Linked DNA regions of Homo sapiens: regions 1, 2 and 4 are each linked to region 3. The links are chromatin contacts, found by Hi-C or POLR2A ChIA-PET in ENCODE. All regions are on one chromosome and are shown on one strand. Each heading gives the region's core, a stretch centred on a gene start or an enhancer-like site at or near the end of the contact. The rest is flanking DNA. Distances are from core to core; before and after follow the strand shown.

What was found. A loop is a pair of places that touch in the nucleus more often than their neighbours do. ChIA-PET counts read pairs that join two places held with the same protein, here RNA polymerase II (POLR2A). Pooled maps may share reads with other maps.
Region 1: a loop to region 3 is called in a map of CD8-positive, alpha-beta T cell, with 12 times the contacts of the local background. The contact joins two enhancer-like sites. A Hi-C loop is called at or near these places in 52 of 168 maps with a recorded cell type or tissue (B cell, CD4-positive, alpha-beta T cell, CD4-positive, alpha-beta memory T cell and 31 more), 37 of 37 single-sample maps with no recorded cell type and 37 of 50 pooled maps. POLR2A ChIA-PET finds 5 or more read pairs at or near these places in 17 of 52 experiments (B cell, CD4-positive, alpha-beta T cell, CD4-positive, alpha-beta memory T cell and 12 more).
Region 2: a loop to region 3 is called in a map of CD8-positive, alpha-beta T cell, with 2.6 times the contacts of the local background. The contact joins two enhancer-like sites. A Hi-C loop is called at or near these places in 25 of 168 maps with a recorded cell type or tissue (B cell, CD4-positive, alpha-beta T cell, CD4-positive, alpha-beta memory T cell and 15 more), 35 of 37 single-sample maps with no recorded cell type and 27 of 50 pooled maps. POLR2A ChIA-PET finds 5 or more read pairs at or near these places in 9 of 52 experiments (CD4-positive, alpha-beta T cell, CD4-positive, alpha-beta memory T cell, OCI-LY7 and 6 more).
Region 4: a pooled map shows a loop between it and region 3 (2.5-fold over the local background). The contact joins two enhancer-like sites. A Hi-C loop is called at or near these places in 7 of 50 pooled maps. POLR2A ChIA-PET finds 5 or more read pairs at or near these places in 3 of 52 experiments (T-cell, activated T-cell and naive thymus-derived CD4-positive, alpha-beta T cell).

Annotation. Positions count from the first base shown.
Region 1 is chr1:101,284,797-101,287,517 of GRCh38, reverse strand. No RefSeq gene overlaps it. Among named protein-coding and RNA genes, the nearest start is that of LINC01307, 38 kb to the left of the region's middle. Within about 2 kb of position 1,378, at least 2 of the 41 ENCODE cell types and tissues checked have a DNase peak (open chromatin) inside an H3K27ac peak, as active enhancers do; they include CD8-positive, alpha-beta T cell and natural killer cell, where a contact is called at or near this core.
Region 2 is chr1:100,926,029-100,928,840 of GRCh38, reverse strand. The region is part of intron 8 of SLC30A7 (solute carrier family 30 member 7); the gene reads right to left. Among named protein-coding and RNA genes, the nearest start is that of SLC30A7, 31 kb to the right of the region's middle. Within about 2 kb of position 1,345, at least 4 of the 41 ENCODE cell types and tissues checked have a DNase peak (open chromatin) inside an H3K27ac peak, as active enhancers do; they include CD8-positive, alpha-beta T cell and natural killer cell, where a contact is called at or near this core.
Region 3 is chr1:101,135,593-101,138,524 of GRCh38, reverse strand. No RefSeq gene overlaps it. Among named protein-coding and RNA genes, the nearest start is that of S1PR1-DT, 99 kb to the left of the region's middle. Within about 2 kb of position 1,549, at least 3 of the 41 ENCODE cell types and tissues checked have a DNase peak (open chromatin) inside an H3K27ac peak, as active enhancers do; they include CD8-positive, alpha-beta T cell and natural killer cell, where a contact is called at or near this core.
Region 4 is chr1:101,387,486-101,390,469 of GRCh38, reverse strand. No RefSeq gene overlaps it. Among named protein-coding and RNA genes, the nearest start is that of LINC01307, 65 kb to the right of the region's middle. Within about 2 kb of position 1,394, at least 3 of the 41 ENCODE cell types and tissues checked have a DNase peak (open chromatin) inside an H3K27ac peak, as active enhancers do.

The DNA of each region.
Region 1 (2,721 bases), core at 129-2,628, 150 kb before region 3:
ACTAGATATTGATCATTGGCATCCCCATCGTTCCTATAGATAGGATTTCTTTTTTTATTATTATTATTAATTTATTAATTTATTTTTTTGAGACAGGGTCTTACTCTGTCACCCAGGCTGGAATGCAGTGACACAATCGCAGCTTGCTGCAGCCTTGACCTCCTGGGCTCAAGTGATCCCTCCCACCTTAGCCTCCAGGGTAACTGGGACTACAGGTGCATGCCACCATGCTCATCTAATTTTTTTTTTTTAATTGTAGAATTAAGGTCTTGCCACGTTGCCCAGGCTGGTCTCAAACTTCTGGGTTCCGGCGATCCTCCTGCCTCAGTCTCTCAGCCCAGCCTAGATAGTATTTCTGGCATTAGGATCATAAGACTTTAAGAATTGATTTGCATCTCCACTGCTCCTGTAGACAGGATCTCTGACATTAGAATCATAAGGCTTTTGTTTAGGAACCGTTTAAGATGTTTTTCAGATCCCAAATTCCAGCAAAATAGCTGATGCTAACCAGTTTGAAGACCCCCACTGAGGAGGAATGGAATTGGCATGAAAATACAGCTTCTTCATCTCCTTGCCCTGACTTCACCCTCCACTCTTTGATCAATCAATGATCTCCAAATTTCAGCCTACTCCCAAACCTCTATAACCCCTAGCCACAAATTCCTTTAGGAGGTGGATTTGAGGTTCCTTCCAATGTCCTCATTTGGTGGTCCTGTTATTAAACCTCATTCTCTGCTGCAACCCCATGTCTCGATCTATTGACTTGCTGCACATGAGGGGCAACAGGTGGCAAGGCAACAGACCTCCGATGGCTGCAATTTCTCTATCTATCTACAATGTTCTTCCCCATGGTTTTCCTTTTTTCTTTTTCTTTTTCTTGTTTTTTTTTTTTTTTTTTTTTTGGCAATCTTTCTCATTCCTGAAGGCTCAGGTCAAATGTCACCTCCTCCTTCCATCAGGAAGCTTATACCAGGCCTCTCTCCTCTAACATCCCATGGCACACAGAGCCTCTACTACTTTGTTGGTGCTTGTTTTCTGCTCTGTATTGTTAGTTGTCTTTTGTCTGTCTCAGCTCTTTGTAAGTTCCTGAGGAGAGCAGAGAAGTCGGCTACTTCTTTGTGTGGGCAATGGTTTCCAGTACAGTGTCCTACTCATGCTTGTATTTCTTCTGACTCAACAACTCTGCCAGAATCTCCTCCACATGGACTAAAGGGAGGCAGGATGATTTAGAAAAAGCTTTTTATAACATAGGACTAAAGGAATACAAGTCTATGAAAAATTAAAACTAAGCTAACAATTCCACTGTCTCCTAAAAGTACTAAGAGGATATATCATAGGGTACAGGATAAGCTCTAGAGTCAGACAGCCTGAGTACATAGCTTTGCTCCACCCTTAACAAGTTGTCTCACCCTGAGTAAGCCAACTTACTTGAGAAAATATTAATAGCACCTAGTTAAAAGGGATTTTTATTTGTTTGTTTTTTACTGTGGTAAGAGTACTTACCATGAGATCTGCCCTCTTGACAAATTCATAAGTGCACAATACATTAATGTTGCACAGCAGATCTCTAAAACTTATTCATCTTGCATAACGGAAACTGTACACTCATTAGAACATGAAGGTTTTTTTAAGAAATTCTACTTTGAAATAACTTTAGACTTACAGTAAAGTTGCAAAAATTGTAGTTTCTATATACACTTCACCCAGTTTATTGAAATATTAGTATCTTACATAAATGTAATGCAATTATCAAAACCAGGAAATAGACATTGATACAACAATATTAACCAAATCTACAGACCTTGTTTGAATTTCACCAGTTTTCCCACAGATTTCTTTTTTTTGATCCAATCCAGGATCTCATATTGCATTTAGCTATTATATCTTCTTCATCTTCTTCAATCAGTGATAGTTTTGGAAAATCCAGGACAGTTATTTTCAAAATGTCCCCCAGGTTTTCTCATGAATAGATTGAAGTTATGCATTTTTGGCAAGAATGGCACAAATAGGATATTGTGCCCTTCTCAGTGCATCATATCTGGAGGTACATGATCTTGGTATGTCCTATTATTGATGAGGTTATTCTTGACCACTTGGTTAAAGTGATGTATGTTGGGTTTCTCCACTGTTAAGCTTACTATTTTTTCCCTTTGTAATTAGTAAATATCTTTTAGGGAGATACTTTGAGACTATACAAATATTCTATTTCTCATACTTTCACCAACTAATTATAGTATCCATCCATGGGGCTTGCCTACAGCAATTACTACTATGGCATTTGCCAAATATTAATCTTCTATTTTTCTGATTCCTTCTACATGTATCAACTGAAATTCTACTGTAAGGAAGAGCTATTTCTTCTTCCCTATTTGTTTATTTGGAGGCATTTTATGAGGATTAAATGAAGTAGGACATTTACATGGTGTCTGGCACACGGTGAAGGCTCAGTAGGTGTGAGTCATCTTTAATATTATTATTACTGAGACAGTATGGAAGTTATGTAACTAATTGTTATGTGACTAATATTTTCTAGTTAGAAATGAGTATTTCTAACATGTTTAAAGGTGTTCCAAAATGGTCTACTATATTAGTTTGCTAGGGCTGCCATAACAAAAGATGACAGATTGAGTGGTTTAAACAACAGAAATTTATTTCTTGCAGCTCTGGAAGCTGGAAGTCCAAGATCAAGGTGTCAGCGGGTTTGGTTTCTCCTCTCTCCTT
Region 2 (2,812 bases), core at 96-2,595, 210 kb after region 3:
AGAAGTTCAATAATTTTTTTAAAAATGTGCCTAAAAATGATTGTAAAGAAATACTGCTAACAGTGGTTATGTGACCTCTGCGTGTTGTGATCCTAGTTTTTCTTTACTTCATATGCTTTCCACTATTTTCAAAATTTTCTACCATGATCATATTTTATAATCAGAAAACTATTAAAAATTTTCTTACAAAGAATATGTCATATGCATAATACAAACAAAAATATTATGAAAAATAAAATAAAATAATCTCAGAATAAAAGAAAAAATCCAAAAGAAAACCCACAAAAATATTAACATGGGTCTCTTATGGTAATTTTTCCTTATCTTTTTCTATATTTTACCAAGTTTCTTTGTCAACATAATTATTCCCATAATTAAAAAAACTACTTTTAAATATGCAATTTCATTAAATCCTCAGCCTCTTCTCTAAATAGCCACATAGCATGTTCATGCTCTACCTGAAAACTGACCAATGGAGGGCACTGTCTTCCCTAGAGCACTATTAAGAAGCGCCGTTTTCTCTCCTACACTCCAGTACTGTTGGGGCTTGTGGTGAGGCAGATGTCCTTCTTGCTTGTCACTACCACTATTTATCACAGTTCCTACTACTTCTTCCCTACAGCACAGTTTCCTTAAGGCCCGTGCCATTAGATCATTACACCCTCTACCCATCTTGATTACCAGGGTTACAATTCCTGATTGCCCCCCTTCAGTCACTGAAAAATTTGGTAATGGGCTTATTATCTTTCCACCTCTACTCTTTTCATTATTCTTGATTTAAATTATCCATGTGGGCAATCCACCCATCATCAGGTCTCTATATGCTAAGCTTATCTTCTGCCCCTATAATCACACCTTAAGCCTTAAGATCTCAATTCCAAGCATCTCATAATCTGAACAACCCTTTCTATTTCTGGATCAATTCCCCTAATACCTCCATTCTTAATACTTCTTCCCAAACAGGGAAGATAGGCTCAGTGGATTAGATTGACCCTATCTTAGGCCACTAAGTGGATTAGACCACTGAACCTAACACTTTTTTTTAAAGCATGCATCAATTACCTTTATATCTTAATTTCTCACCACTCTAATCCCTGCCTTGCCCCTTTCTCACTGTCAGTACTCACCTGACAAAACCCCAAACCTGTTAAATCTAACTCTCTGTCTATTCCATACCTCTTACCAAGTAGCTGAACAAGACTGAAGAAAAACACAACTATTCTGGTTGTTTGCACTTTAAATTCATGACCACAAACCTCAAAGTGGGCCCTCTGTGCTGCCAGGCAATCACACTGCTCCCCTTTACAGCAAAAGGCTTTGAAAAGGAGTTGACTTAGTTGCTATCTCCATTTCCTCCCCTCCCATTCTCTCTCGAAGCTACTCTGTCTGATCAGGCTTTCATTCTCATCACTCTTCTTAGTCCCAGCAGCATTTAGCAGAGTTGATTAGTCCTTCCTGTTTAACAGGTTTCTTTACAAGGCTTCTAAAACAACATATGGTTGTATCTTTCTTCCCACCTCGCTGGTCATTCCACTTTACTCTTCTTGGTTGCACCTGCCTCCTGACCAACCCCAGGGCTCAGTTCTCAGGCCTCCCCTCCTCTATCAATACTCGGTCTCAGAATAAACTGTCTATTAAATATGGCTTTAAACAACATATATAATCTGATGACACCCAAATTTCTATCTTCCACCCCAACCTGCTCCCTGAACTCTAGAGATGCAGATATATAAACATGTATCTACCACTCTCTGCCCTGCTCATTGCGCTCCAGTTACACTGCCCTTCTTGTCATCCTTGTATCTGGCATGCTCCTGCCTCAGTGTGTTTATACTTGAAGTTCCCTCACCAGGGATATTCTTCCTCTGAACAGTCCCATATTCCTCTCCTCCACCATTTAGTCTCTGCTCCAATATTACCCTATGCAGAAGACTTTCCAAGCCCTTCTAAAATAGCATCTTAGCCTACTCTATGGCATTTGTCACCAACTGACAGTCCATTATCTATTTGCATGTTCGTTTGCTTTATTGACTGTCTCCCTATTAAAATGTAAGCTCCATGAGGGTAGGCTATTTGCCTGGCACAGAGTGGGTACTAAAACATTTGTTGAATTTTAAGATACATGAAACTTTTCTGTTACCTTCAAAGGGTGGGCTTATGAGAACCTTTTAATAGGTAAGTTATACATTTCAGTAATGTTTAAAATTTTCACAATAAGAATGTTAATATAGTTTAGATATGTGTGCCTGCCCAAAACTCATGCTGAATTGTAATCCCCAGTGCTGGAGGTGGGGCCTGGTGGGAGGTGTTTGGATCATGGGGACAGATCCCTCATGGCTTGGTGCTGTCTTCACAATAGTGACTTATTTCCAGATTTAGTCATTGTTTTTTCTCTCTCTCTCTTTCACCACGCTACATGCCTGCTCTGCCTTCACCTTCCACCATGACTGTAAGATTCCTGAGGCCTCCCCAGGAGCTAAGCAGATGCCAGCACTATGCTTTCTGTAAAGCCTACGGAACTGTGAGCCAATAAAACCTCTCTTCTTTATAGACTACCCAGTCTCAGGTATATCTTTATAGCAATGCAAAGTATTACTTTGGTTATCAGAAAAACAAGAGCAAATAATAAAAATATCAAAGCTTAACAATAACAAAAAGAAATCCAATCATATGACCTGAAACTATGTATCTATGTAAGTTACAGAGAAGTTTATAAGTAGGTCAGTAGGACCTAGACAAGGATGACAAATAAGTTTTACCTTGGAAGCCTACTGTAGTTGACTGGTTGTGGTTGCTTGAAGCACTATATTGA
Region 3 (2,932 bases), core at 300-2,799:
GGAACTGAAATTAAAAAAAAAATAGTTATAAAAAATAAGCCAAGGTAAAATTCTTCATAGCTGGACAGTACGAACACGGCAGGGATTTTACCAATGGATGAAACTATTAATAGTATTTTTATTAATAGTGATGACAACTTATAGCTAATATTTATCAGGTATGCTAGCCATTTCTTTAAATTACATTATGTATTTTTCTCCAAACTTCTCTTAGATATTTTTATTATTTTCATTTTTACAAGTGAGGAAATCAAAAGTCCAGAAAGTTAAACAACTTGCCCATGGCCACACAGCTAATGAATAAAGAGGCTAGCACCTAACCCCAGAAAAGTCTATTTCCAGCGCATGCATCTCCAACTACTACTGAAAGTGTTACATGAAATAAGGCTTACAAAATCCTTAGCAATCACTTCTTGGGCTTTTGGCTAAGATCAAGTGCAAAATTCTTTTCAGAGTTCCATCCATACAGTAAGTACTCAATGAATTTTATCAATTCTCATTGTTAGTAACAGTAACATTGTAATAGAACTAGTGCTATTAACTGTAGCAATAGTAGTTGTAGTAGCAGCAACACAGGTATATGGAACTTAGGGTCAATGAGTAAGACCTGTTGAATGTCTTGGTTCGTAGAAGAGGACTGAGGAAAGGGAAACTGTATTGGGGAAGACTGATCCAGGTGTTATGGGGGGAGTCCAGATAGAGGAACATATAATGCAGAACCTTGCCCTTTTAACAAATGTAATTGAGCACTAACATAGAATAGAGGTTAAAAACATGGACTTTAGAATTACAAACGCCTATGTTCTGTTATTTATTAGCAATGAGACCTTGGGGGAAATTACTCAACACTTGTGAGCTTTAAGTAACTCACAACTGTACCTAGCATAGTGTCCCACATACAGTAATCATTCCTTAAATGCTTGTAGAATTAACATACTGCTTCATTTCCATACTTTTCCACCCCTCTGCAAAACAAAACAAAACGCTATCCTCAGTACCCAGTTGCTGAGTAAATGTAAATACCTAGGCAAATTCATCCCACTGAGTGTAGCTACTTTTTCAACCAATATAATTTGTCACCCATATCAACCTAACATTTCAGCAGCTTCCTGATCTGTACTAAAAAGCTGTCTTGCACAACTAAAGAAAAATGTGTGATTTGCTATTTCTGGCATCCTGATTCTATGTGGCTACAGTGAGTATTCTTGTGGTCTTCGCTGATCTGAAGCAATTTTAATTTGACGAGGAGGAGGCCATTTCTAAGAGAGTGCCTATTTTTTCCCCAAAGCAGGTCAATTTAAAAGGACAAAGTTCTCATTTTAACTTTGGTGCAATATGCATGAAAATAAACAGATATTAAAAGGAACAGGTCATCTCTTTCATTGGCAAATTTCACTGTAATATTGAATTCTATTTGTGGGGGCACAAAGAAAATAATGGTTTAATTTACAATTGAGAGAGAGAGGGAGGGAGGGGGAGACAGAGAGAGAGAGAGAAAGACCATTACTGCCACCTCTCGCTCACTTCTTCAGAACTGAGAAAATGTTGAAGAAAGTTGGCATTTGCTTGCCAAAGTTTCACACAGACAGTCTGACTTTTGTTTTTACTTCCATGACCTTTAATGGCTTTCAGTGCAGTCAGACCAACTCTGCATATATATTGACACTATGAAAACCACACAGATAAGCAGTTTTGGGTTTTCATGCTTTATTTACTTTGGAGCTTAACAATCATACACATATTTCCCTGTTAGAGGTCCCAAAAGCTTTGTTCTGATCTTGAGTTGCTTTTGTCTGTTATTCAGCGTTTGGATTGCTTTATAATTACTCTATGAATGTATGTATTTTAAACATTTTTTTTTTCTAGGAATAGTTCTATTTTGTTATTGGGTGCACTGTATTTATGTTTCCATTAACAGAAGTATGAAGAGTCCAGTTCAAGCTGAGAAACTCACACTCCACTGCCATACATCTGGGGAGATGCAAACAGACAAGGAAGGAAGGAATTTCTGCAATCACTAGAGGGACAGGTTTTGCAGCAGATCACCCTCACATCTACAGATGCTCTCTATTTCTTTTCACCCAGAGGCTTCAAATTGCCCGTTGACATCTCTGATTTTGCCAAGAGATCACGTGCTTCAGTTAGTTCCCATTCCCTTGTATCATTTAGGACAGAGTAAATTCTTCCAGAACACTAAAGAAATGAAAGTTTTGAAAAATTCGATTTTTTTTTAATGTTTTTAATTGTAGGAAAAGGTACATAAAATTTACCATTTTAACCATTTTTATGTGTACAATTCAACAGCGTTACATACATTCATGTCGTTGTGCAAATATCACCAGTATTCATCTCCAAAACCTTTGTTATCATCCCAAATAGAAACTTTGTATTCAGTAAAAAATAGCTCCTTGTTATCCCTTCCCCACACCTCCTGGAAGCCACTATTCTACTTTCTGTTTCTATGAATTTGACTATTCCAGGTACCTCAGATAAGAGGAATCACATTTGTCCTTTGTGTCTGGCTTATTTCACTTAGCATAATGTCCTCAAGGTTCATCCATGTTGTAGTAGGTATCAGAATTTTAATTTTTTGAAAGCCAAAAATATTGCATTGTATGTATGTATATACCACATTTTGCTGATTCATTTATCCATTGATTGTTCTTTGGGTCATTTCCATTTTTGGCTATTGTGAATGATACTCTTATAAACATTGGTGTACAAATATCTGTTCAGTCTTTACTTTTAATTTTTTTGTGTATAGACATACAAGTGGAATCGCTGAATAGTATGAGAATTCCATGTTAAATTTTTTGATGAATCGCCATTTTGCATTCCACAATGGCAGCACCATTTTACATTTCCAATGGCAGTGCACAAGAGTTCCTATGTCTCCACATCCTTGTCAACACTTGTTATTTTCTTTGTTTTT
Region 4 (2,984 bases), core at 145-2,644, 250 kb before region 3:
TTCACTTACTCTCTTTACCACAGTCCATCTACTTGGCCTTGTGCTGCAGAGACTCAGAAAAAAAAAGTTATCCTGTTTATGTGTGTGACCAGATAGACGCAGAGCAGTAAAATAAGTCAACACAGTGGTGCTAAATTTGGGGACCACACTTACAATATTTCCAGGCTTTATTTGATTTCATGGTCTGTTTTAAGTTTCAGAAGTATTTTCCTCATTTTGGCTGACCACCCACACTTCTTCTGCTCCCTGTAAGTATCTACCTCTAAGCATGTACAGCATATGTACCTCCCTCCTCCATGTGTACAAACATTCATCACAAACAGAGTCCCGGCCATGTGTCAGGAGGAGATGTGAGGCATTATGAATGAAGACAGGAGTTACAACCAAACATGCAGAAGACAAGCTCCAATGATATCTCACTGTCTGCTCACTTTTCACCAGCACTATCCAGAGAATAGTTTTTCTCCTTCTGCCTTTTAAGTCCCAAAGTTCTTTTTAATCTTTTTCTGTGATAGTGTTCCTCTGATGCCTTCTCTTGATTCAAGTCAAGCAGCATATGAAACTGCCTCTGGCAAGATGCCTGTTCAGTGGGTCAACTGGCATATCATACATATCATACTGCTGGAAATAAGAATATGAAGAAATCATAGAGGAGCTACTGCTTATTGAGGGCTTACTAAGAATCAGACATCCTCTTGCCTGCTGCCAGGTAAGACGTGACTTTGCTCCTCCTTTGCCTTCTGCCATGATTGTGAGGCCTCCTCAGCCACGTGGAACTGTGAGTCAATTAAACCTCTTCCCTTTGTAAATTAAAAAAGAAAAATCAGACATGATGTTAGGTGACTATTACATAACACTTGTCTCATTATTCCATCTTTCAGATTATGAACTTGAAGCCCAGAATGATTAAATCTCTTTGTCCAAGATCCCCCAAATAGAATGTGGCACACACAGGATCTGAACCCCTCTCTGTCAATCTCCCAAAACCCCAGTGCTTGATTCTATGCCACTGTGGCAGCCACAAAAGGTGATGAGTCACTGCAGTAGCCTGCTTACTACACAAAGCACACAGAGATAAGTGATGGTTTAAATGAGCTTCACATGACTTAGAGTGGTTCACAAACCATAGCAACATAAGAATCATCTTGAGAACTTGTTTTAAAAAAAAAGTAGATTTGCAGGTTCTTCTCCAAGGCCCCTAACACAAACCTCTGGGGATAGAGCTTAGAAGATTAGCATCTTGAACAGCCTCCACCAGTGATTCTTAGCAGGTGGCCCTCACACCATACATTGAAAAACACCAGTTTAACAGCCCTTGGCAAGCTGTTTCTCTAATCCAGTGGTTCTCAAAGTGAGGTCCCCAGACTAGCAGCACCTGGAAACTTTGTTAGAAATGCAAATTTTCAAACCCTACCCCAGATCTACTGAAGCAGAAACCCTGGGACTGGGGCCCAACAATTTAGTTTAACAAGCCCTGAGGTGATTCTAATGCATATGAAAGTATGAGAACCAATGCTCTAACCTAATGTGATCTTGACATTTTCAGGCCTGACCCACATTGCCAACACCATGGGAAACAGGCCTCCAAAACCTTCATGAATTTTATCCAGGGTGCTCGACCAATCCCACTAACTCATCTCTCACCACAGACTCTAACCTGTTCCCACCCTCCTGGATTCTAACCTTGTCATTTATTCTCTACCACCCTTCACCTGACATTCAGATTTATACATTTGGATCCATCCCTCTCTAATCATAATGTGGGTGGGTAAAAACTTACCTAGTTCTCATGTTTCTCAGAGCAGGCCCCAGAGACATTCGCTCTGGTGAGTGCCCTTGGCCCTAAATGGGGTATCCAATTATTCTGTTTCACCCCAGCTTCTTTTGAGAACTCTTGAACTTGACATCTGCAGACTCAGTCTATCATTGTTGGACTCTGTAGTAATGTTGTTTGTTGTTGATATGGTTTGGCTGTGTCCCCACCCAAATCTCATCTTGAATTCCCATGTATTGTGGGAGGGACCCAGTGGGAGGTAATTGAATCATGGAGGCAGGTCTTTCCCATGCTGTTCTCATGATAGGAAATGGGTCTCACAAGATCTGATGGTTTTATAAACAGGAATTTCTCTACACAAGCTCCCTCCTTTCTGTCTTTGCCTGCCGCCATCTATGTAAGATGTGTCTTGCTCCTCCTTGCCTTCCACCATGATTGTGAGGCTTCTCCAGCCATGTGGAACTGTGAGTTTTCCATTAAACCTGTTTCCTTTGTAAATTGTCTAGTCTCAGGTATGTCTTTATCAGCAGCATGAAAATGAACTAATACAGTAAATTGGTACCAGTAGAGTGGGGCACTGCTGAAAAGATATCCAAAAATGTGGAAGTGGCTTTGGAACTGGGTAACAGGCAGGGGTTGGAACAGGTTGGAGGGGTCAGAAGAAGACAGGAAAATGTGGGAAAGTTTGGAACTCCCTAGAGAGTTGTTGAATGGCTTTGACCAAAATGCTGATAATGATATGGACAATGAAATCCAGCCTGAGGTGGTCTCAGATGGAGATGAGAAACTTGTTGGGAACTGGAGTAAAGGTGACTCTTGTTATGTTTTAGCAAAAAGACTGGCAGCATTTTGCCCCGTCCTACAGATTTGTGGAACTTTGAACTTGAGAGGGATGATTTAGGGTATCTGGCAGAATAAATTGTTAAGCAGCAAAGCATTCAAGAGGTGACTTGGGTGCTATTAAAGACATTGAGTTTTATAAGGGAAACAACATAAATGTTTGGAAAATTTGCATCCTGACAATGTGATAGAAAAGAAAATCCCATTTTCTGAGGAGAAATTCAAGCCAGCTGCAGAAATTTGCATATGTAACAAGGAGCTGAATGTTAATCCCTAGGACAATGGGGAAATGTCTCCAGAGCATGTCAGAAGTCTTCACAGCAGCCCCTCTCATCACAGGCCTGGAGGCCTAGGAGGAAAAAGTGGCTTC